Linked DNA regions of Homo sapiens: region 1 is linked to region 2. Evidence: read pairs that join two places in POLR2A ChIA-PET (ENCODE). Cell type or tissue: Panc1. All regions are shown on one strand. Links, peaks and the distances in the headings refer to the core of each region. The heading gives the core; the rest is flanking DNA. Region 1 holds the start of SPTBN4 (spectrin beta, non-erythrocytic 4). Region 2 overlaps ITPKC (inositol-trisphosphate 3-kinase C).

Region 1 (4,385 bases), core at 309-4,308, 260 kb after region 2:
CCTGGCCAACATGGTGAAACCCTGTCTCTAAAAATACAAAAATTAGCTGGGCGTGGTGTCACACACTTGTAATCCCAGGTATTCAGGAGGCTGAGGCAGGAGAATCACTTGAACCTGGGAGGTGGAGGCTGCAGTGAGCCGAGATCATGCCAATGCACTCCAGCCTGGGAGACAGAGCAAGACTCCGTCTCAAAAAAAAAAAAGGTGATAGAATATTTGCATTAATGGGGCTGGGCACAGTGGGTCCTGCCTGTAATCCCAGCACTTTGGGAGGCCGAGGCAGGCGGATCACGAGGTGAGGAGTTCGAGACCAGCCTGGCCAACATGGTGAAACCCGGTCTCTACTGAAAATACAAAAATTAGCTGGGTGTGGTTTCGGGCTACTGTAATCTCAGCTACTCAGGAGGCTGAGGGAGGAGAATCGTTTGAACCCAGGAGGCGCAGGTTGCAATGAGCTGAGATTGTGCCACTGCACTCTATCCTGGGCGACAGAGTAAGACTCATTCTCAAGAAAAAAAGAAGAAGAAGAAGAAGAAAAATTTAAAGTGGAGGGGGCAGGCACAGTGGCTCATACCTGTAATCCCAGCACTTTGGGAGGCCAAGGCAGGCAGATCGCTTGAGGTCAGGAGTTCAAGACCAGCCCGGCCAACATGGTGAAACCCCATCTCTACTAAAAATACAAAAATGAGCTGGGCATGGTAGTGCATGCCTGCAATCCCAGCTACTCAGGAGGCTGAGGCAGGAGAATCGCTTGAACCTGGGAAGGCAGAGGTTGCAGTGAGCCAAGATGGCACCACTGCACTCCGGCTTGGGCAACAGGGCGAGACACCATCTCAAACAAAAATAAAAAAATAAAAATAGGCCGGGCACGGTGGCTCATGCCTGTTATCCTGGCACTTAGGGAGGCCAAGGCGGGTGGATTGCCTGAGCTCAGGGGTTCGAGACCAGTCTGGGCAACTTGGTGAAACTCCATCTCTACTAAAATACAAGAAATTAGCCAGGCATGGCATTGTGCACCTATAATCCCAGCTACTCAGGAGACTGAGACAGTAGAATCGCTTGAACCTGGGAGACAGAGGTTGCAGTGAGCTGAGATCGTGCCACTGCACTCCAGCCTGGGCGACAGAGTGAGACCCCATCTCAGAAAAAATAAAATTAAATTAAATGAAAATAAAAAAATAGAAAACAAAAAATTATTTAAAAAAAGAAGAAATTGGCCGGGCACAGTGGCTCACACCTGTAATCCCAGCACTTTGGGAGGCCAAGGTGGGTGAATCACCTGAGGTCAGGAGTTCCAGACCAGCCTGGCCAACATGGTGAAACCCCGCCTCTACTAAAAATATAAAAACTAGCCGGGTATGGTGGTACATGCCTGTAATCCCAGCTACTCAGGAGGCTGAGACAGGAGAATTGCTTGAACCCAGGAGGCGGAGGTCGCAGTGAGCCGAGATCGCACCACTGCACTCTAGCCTGGGTGAGAGAGTGAGACTCCATCTCAAAAAAAACAAAAAAAAAGAGAAGAAATTTAAAGGGTTAAGTGACATTAGATGTATCTCCTTTACCTTCTGGGCCCCCAGGCCTGATTCTAAGACTAACGGCTGGGCGTGGTGGCTCACACCTGTAATCCTAGCACTTTGGGAGTCTGAGGCGGGTGGATCACGAGGTCAGGAGTTCAAGACCAGCCTGGCCAACATGGTGAAACCCCATCTCTACTAAAAACACAAAAATTAGGTGGGCAAGGTTGCAGGTGCCTGTAATCCCAGCTACTCAGGAGGCTGAGGCAGGAGAATTGCTTGAAACCGGGAGGCGAAGGTTGTAGTGAGCCGAGATTGTGCCACTAAACTCTAGCCTGGGCGACAGAGTAAGACTCCTTCTCAAAAGAAAAAGGAAAAAAAAAAGACTAACAAAGGAGGAAGTTGGGAGATCAATGTCCTCAAAAGACCCAGACAATTGCCAACCCACTGAATTCTAGGAAGGCAGGGTCTAAGTCTTGGTCAGTAGAGTGAGTAGAGTGGAAATTGTCCCTTAGGGGGACACATTGAAATCTTTTTTTTTTTTCTGAGACAAGGTATTGCTCTATCACCCAGGCTAGAGTGCAGTGACACAATCATAGCTCCCTGTAGCCTCCAACTCTTGTGCTCACGCGATCCTCCCACCTCAGCCTCCTGAGTAGATGGGACTAGAGGCAAGCTCCACCATGACCAGGTAATTTTTGTATTTTTTGTAGAGAGGGGGTCTCACTATGTTGCTCAGGCTGGTCTCAAACATCTGGGCTCAAGCTATTTGCCCACTTCAACTTCCCAAAGTGCTGGGGTTACACATGTGAGCCACTGTGCCCAGTCCCAAATCCATTTTTGTTCTTCCCTCCTTCCATGGAAAAGTGAAAGTGAGCACACAGCTACCTACCACCTGTGTGACCTTGGCTGAAATACTTCCACTCTTTGGGCCTTAGTTTGTTCATCTGCAAAATAGTAATGATGGCCCGGCACGGTGGCTCATGCTTATAATCTCAGCACTTTGGGAGGTCAAGGTAGGTGGATCACTTGAGGCCAGGAATTCGAGACCGGCCTGGCCAACATGGCAAAACCCGGTCTTTACTAAAAAAAATACAAAAATTAGCCAGGCGTGGTGGCACGTGTCTGTAGTCCCAGTTACTTGGGAGGCTGAGGCAGGAGAATCGCTTGAACCTGGGGGATGGAGGTTGCAGTGAGCTGAGATTGACTCACTGCACTCCAGCCTGAATGACAGAATGAAACTCTGTCACACACACACAAAAGGGTAGGCCAGGCGGTGGCTCACGCCTATAATCCCAGCACTTTGAGAGGCCAAGGAGGTGGGTGGGTCACCTGAGGTCAAGAGTTGGAGACCAGCCTTACCAACATAGTGAAACCCCATGTCTACTAAAAATTCAAAATTAGCCAGGCATGGTAGCTCATGCCCGTAATCCCAGCTACTTGGGAGGCTGAGGCAGGAGAACTGCTTGAAGTCGGGAGGCAGAGGTTGCAGTGAGCCAAGATCGCGCCATTACACTCCAACTTGGGTGACAAGAGTGAAACTCCGTCTCAAAAAAAAAAAAAAGTAATGATAATCGTACCCGTTTCTTAGCGGTGTTTGAAGAGGTAAGTTATTAATGCAGGGATCATGGTATCTGGTACACTGCAAGCCCTTGATACATGTTCCTTGCTATTATTCTTCATCTTTTCCTCACACATCTCAGCAAATCGATTTGCCTCTTCTGGAGTCAGACAGAAATGAGTTCAAGTTCCGCTTTATTCTTGCTGTATCTTTAACCGAGTATCTTTAACTTGGCCTTTCTGTGCCTCAGTTTCCCTCCCTGTTAAACGGTGGTTACAGCTGTTTTCTTCAGTGGAAGACACTTAGAGATGGGGAGGCCCTTAGCACTCCTGTTAGCCCTCTGGCCAGGCCGAGGATCAGCTCTGGCCATAACGCGATTGAATGGGAAGGAAGGGAGCAGGTAATAGGGAAGCCGGGAAGGGGTGTCCTGCGAGCCTCCCCCCAACACCCCCCCCCCCCCGCAAAGGCTGGTGGGGCGCTGGGCTGCGGTGGCATCAGAGGCTTTAACCCTTCCCAGGCCGCGCCTCTCTCCCTGCGGTCCAGACACTGCGCCCAAGGAGGGGGCCTGGGAAGGACAAGGCCTGGGGGTAAGACCCACGCGTGGCGCGGAAGCTAGACCGGGTGGGGGGGTTGTGGGCTCGTCCTGCCCTCGACCCTTTGCCTCCCTCCAGCCGGGGAGACCCGGGGCTCCAGCCATGCCCCGTGCGCGCGGAGGAGGGATGCTCGCCAGGTGGGGACATACTTGGGGGAGGGGCTGTCGGCCCCCCTAGCAGCTCACCTGGGCCCGCGGCCGCCAGCGTCGCTGTCTCCGCTGCTCGCCGCGACCGACCGCCCTCCCTGTCGGCGTCCGCTGCCCGGCCCGGCCCGGCCCGGCCCAGCCCGGCTCAGCTCGGCCCCGCCGGCCCGCGGCTCAGCCAGATCCGCATGCGCCGCCGCGCCTCCCTCTCTCGCGCCGCCGCCGCGCTCAGCGCGCCCCCGGGACCCCCTCCCGCCCGCGGTCCCCGCGCCCCGCCGCCCGAGGCCCACGCGCAGTCACACCCGGCCGCGGCGTGGGGTGCACGGCTGCACTCGCGAGGGCACGGCGGCGTCACGCGCTGCACACTCCCACGGGGTCACGCTCGCCACGCTGCCATACTCGCGGGGGCCTCGGCGCACAAACTCACCCCCGCATCCACGCGCTTGCGCGCCGTCACTCCCTCCTGTGGGGTCTCACGGGGTCACACCCTCACGCCGTCACACGCGGCGTCCACACTGGAACGGTGTCACCCACCACCACACAAATCCAATAGGGTAACCACCGCCCACGCGGC
Region 2 (4,385 bases), core at 80-4,079:
ACGCCTATAATCCCTGCACTTTGGGAGGCTAAGTCAGGCAGATCACTTGAGGCCAGGAGTTCAAGATCAGCCTGGTCAACATAGTGAAACCCCGCCTCTCTTAAAAATACAAACATTAGGCCGGGCACAGTGGCTCACGCCTGTAATCATCCCAGCACTTTGTGAGGCCAAGGCGGGTGGATCACAAGGTCAGGAGTTCAGGACCAGCCTGGTCAATATGGTGAAACCCTGTCTCTACTAAAAATACAAAAATTAGCCAGGAGCGGTGGTGCACACCTGTAATCCCAGCTACTTGGGAGGCTGAGGCAGAAGAATCGCTTGAACCCGGGAGGCAGAGGTTTGCAGTGAGCTAAGACTGTACTACTGCACTCTAGCCTGGGCAACAGAGCGAGACTCTGTCTCAAAAAAAAAAAAAAAAACAACAATTAGCCAGGCATGGTAGTGCGTGCCAGTAATCACGTCAAGTCAGGAAGCTGAGGTGGGAGAATCGCTTGAACCCAAGAGGTGGAGGTTGCAATTAGTTGAGACTGTGCCATGGCACTCTAGCCTGGGTGACAGAGCGAGACTCTTTCTCAAAAAAAAAAGAAAAGAGAAGAATGAGAGAGAAGAGGCTAGATCCTAGAGGGCCCTACAGGCTATGGAACTTCACTTCAAGGTACTAGGGAGCCACAGAAGGGTTTCGAACAGGAGAATGGCATGGTCGGATCTGCAACAGGCATTCTCATACATTGCTGGTGGGATGTGCAGTGGCATAACACCGAGAGTGGAAGTTTGGTCATCTCTCGCAAATTTCCCATGCCTTTAAGCTTTGACCCAGGAGTCCTGCTTCTGGAAATCTACAGCTCAATCTGCATACTTGCAAAATGTCTTATATACAAAGTGATTCTTTGAGGCCTGCTAATGGCAAAAAATGGAAACAACCCAGGTGTCTGTCTATAGGGGACCAGGCACAGTCACAAAAACAGTGTTACATAGCTGTGGGGGAAAAAAAAACAGAAAGAGGAAGCTTTCTATGGAATGATGTGGAAAACTCTGCAGGGTGTTACTATTAAGTGAAAATAGCAAAGTACCAATCAGTATGCGTACTGAGGAACATTTCGGATCTACAACTCCATTTACTGGCACTAACAGGAAGAAATACAAGAAACTGACAAAGTGGTTCCCCATGAGCAGGTAGAGGGATAGAGGGACAGAATGGGAAGGACAGCAGCAGAGTTGGGAGAGAAATTTCTCCACATTTACCCTTTTATAATATTATTTTGACTTTTGAACTGTGTGACTAGCTATTCAAACAATTTTTTTTTCTTCTAGAAACAGAAGCTCCCTATGTTGGCCAGCTTAGTCCTGAACTACTCCTGGCCTCAAGCAATCCTCCTGCCTTGGCCTCCCAAAGTGCTGGGATTACAGGCATGAGCCACCATGCCTGGCCTATTCATACAATTATATTTAATTTGACAAAGAAAAAGGAATGCAAGAAAGAAAAAGAGAAACCTTCTCCATAGCTGGGGGAAAGGGATCCCTCCAGCTCTTGTGCTGCAGGGAGACCAGGGCCAGGATGCCCAGGGAGACAGAGGCAGGAGAAGATGGGGCTGGACTAGGACATGACCATGGAGAAGGAGAGGAGGAAAAGATGGACTCAGGAGATGCTCAGGCAGACGGATAAACAGAACCTGGGCTCTGATGGGTATGGAGGTAAGAAAGAGGCTGGGCTTCCCCAGCCCCAGCCTTTCATCCCACGCCGTCTCCTGCACTCTCTCGTGGCTTTCCCCAAGAAGCCCTGCCTGGGATCTGGCTATAGGCCTTCCCGGGACAGGCCAGGCGGTTCCTGGTCCTCACCTTGATGCCCTCGATCCGGAAGCCCAGGGTAGAGGTGGAGCTCATGGTTTCCCTCCACTGCATGTAGCGGGGCTTGGTGACTGCACCCTGGGCATGCTCCTCAGGGGTAGGGGCCCCAGGGTCCACAGCCACCATCTTCTCATACATGTCCTTCCGGGGACGGGGACGTTCCCGTGCCTTCACTAGCTCCTCTTCCAGATAGGTCCTGAGCACACAGAGGATGTGACAAAGGAAATTATGTAGAACAAACTGGAGGGCTTACCCTTCCTGATATTAAGACATAAAGCCACAGTGTGGCACAAGAATGGGCAAATCAATGCACAGAATACAACAGAGTCCACAAAGACACACACGTAGAGTTGTGCAGTTATGACTAGGCACTGCAATTCAGTGGGGAAAGGGAAGTCTTTTCAATAAACAGTGCTGGGTCAACAATCCATATGGAAAAAAATGAACCTGATCCCTACCTCCCACACACAGAAACATTAATTCTATCTGGAATGTAGGTCTAAATATGAAAGCTAAAACAATAAAGCTTGTAGAAGAAAACATAATATTTGCATGATCTTGGAGTAGGAAAAGATTTCTTAAACACAATGAAAAAAACTGACAAACTGGACTAAATTAAAGGTAGGGCCAGGTGCAGTGTTCACATCTGTAACCCCAACACTTTGGGAGGCCAAGGCAGGAGGTTCACTTGAGCCCAGAAAGTCAAGATCAGCCTCGGCAACATAGCGAGACCCGGTGTTAGTTACAATGTATATTGGTTTCCCTCTATGGTTCCTGGCTGGTAACTCTCATAGCCCTTGTTACAATCTTTTTTTTTTTTTTTTTTTTTTTTTTGACGCCCGCCCGAGCTAGAGTGCAATGGAATGGTGGTGATCTCGGGTCACTGCAACCTCTGCCTCGCGGATTCAAGCGATTCTCCTGCCTCAGCCTCCTGAGTAGCTGGGATTACAGGTGCCCGCCACCACACCCGGATAATTTTTTGTATTTTTAGTAGAGATGGGGTTTCACGATGTTGGCCAGGCTGGTCTCGAACTCCTGACCTCGTGATCGGCCTGCCTCTGCCTCCCATTTACAAGTGTGAGCCACTACGCCCAGCCTTTTTTTTTTTTTTTTTTTGAGATGGAGTCTTGCTCTGTCACCAAGGCTGGAGTACAGTGGCGTGATCTTGGCTCACTGCAACTTCTAGGACCTCCCGGGTTCAAGTGATCCTCCCACCTCAGCCTCCTGAGTAGCTGGAATTACAAGAGTATACCACCACACCTGGCACATTTTTGTATTTTTTTAGTAGAGTCAGAGTTTCACCATGTTGCCCAGGCTTGTCTTGAACTGGCCTCAAGTGATCTGCCTGCCTTGGCCTCCCAAAGTGCTGGGATTACAGGCATGAGCCACTGCGCCCAGCCACAATCTTTTGTTATAATTTTAGGTGTGTTAGATCTCAGAAGCTGGCTCAAGAAACCAAAATCTCTGACCTCCTCCTGCCCTCCTTTCACCTGCCCCAAGGCAGGACTCTAATCTTTCCCCACCTTCCTGACTGTGGGTCTTAGGACCCTCCCCAGAGAGGATCCCACCCTATACTCTGGGGGAAGGAATGCTGGTGTCTTAAAGCCTCCATAAAAACCCAAGGATTAGGCTGGGCATGGTGGCTCACATCTCTAATCCCAGCACTTTGGGAGGCCAAGGCGGGCGGATCAGGCCACTGCATTCCAGCCTGGGACACAGAGCAAGACTCCCTCTCAAAAAAAAAAAAAAAAAAAAAAAAACCAAGGATTGGGCTCAGGAGCTTCCAGATAGCTGACCCTGTGGAGGTTCCTGGAGCGTGGTGCGCCCAGGGAGGGCATGGAAGCTCCGTACCCCTTCCCCCATACCTTGCCCTACACTTCTCTTCATCTTTTGCAGTATCCTTTGTAGCAGTACCCAACCAGGGACTGGTTTTGTAGAAGATAATTTTTCCCACAGACTGTGAGGGGGATGGTTTCTGGATGAAACTCTTCTACCTCAGGTCATCAAGTATCAATTAGATTCTCATAGGAGCATACAATCTAGATCCCTTGCAGGCACAGTTCACAATAGGGTTCGCCCTCCAGAGAATCTCCTGCCCGCTAGTCTGACAGGAGGTGGAGTTCAAGCGGTAATGCTCGCTGGCCTCCTACGGTGGGGCCCCGTTCCTAAGAGGCCATGGACCGGTACTGGTCTGCGGCCCAGGGGTTGGGGACCCCTGCTTTATATTAAACCAGTAAAGGTAAGTAAGTATCCCCCTGAGTTATTTGAGCCACTCCAGCAAATTATTTGAACCCAAAGAGGAGGACATGGGAACTCCAACTTGGAGCCAATCAGTCAGAAGTTTCGAAGGCCTGAACTTATGACTGGTGTCTGTAACTGGGGGGCAGTCTTGGGGACTGAGTCCCCAACCTGTGGGATCTGACACTATTTCCAGGTAGATGGTTTTAGACTTGAATTGGAGGACATCCAGCTGGTGTCCGTTGCTTGGTGTGTGGGGTTAAAAAACCTAAACATTTGGTCACAGAAGTCTTCTGTGCTCT

What was found. Peaks named below come from ENCODE experiments on the same cell type or tissue, not always from the same donor. Only the 100,000 strongest peaks of a DNase experiment are listed, where the experiment ranks them.
Region 1: POLR2A ChIA-PET joins it to region 2 with 5 read pairs; 2 of 35 experiments call an interaction of 5 or more read pairs at or near these places.

The regions. Positions count from the first base shown.
Region 1 is chr19:40,466,774-40,471,158 of GRCh38, reverse strand. It overlaps SPTBN4 (spectrin beta, non-erythrocytic 4), which reads right to left and starts at 4,158. Exons shown (of 36, transcript NM_020971.3): 1 at 3,854-4,158. In Panc1, for the core only: no CTCF peak of the experiment used is centred there; no DNase peak of the experiment used is centred there; H3K4me3 peaks cover 201 bases.
Region 2 is chr19:40,730,816-40,735,200 of GRCh38, reverse strand. It overlaps ITPKC (inositol-trisphosphate 3-kinase C), which reads right to left. Exons shown (of 7, transcript NM_025194.3): 4 at 1,837-2,041. Among named protein-coding and RNA genes, the nearest start is that of ITPKC, 16 kb to the right of the region's middle. In Panc1, for the core only: no CTCF peak of the experiment used is centred there; no DNase peak of the experiment used is centred there.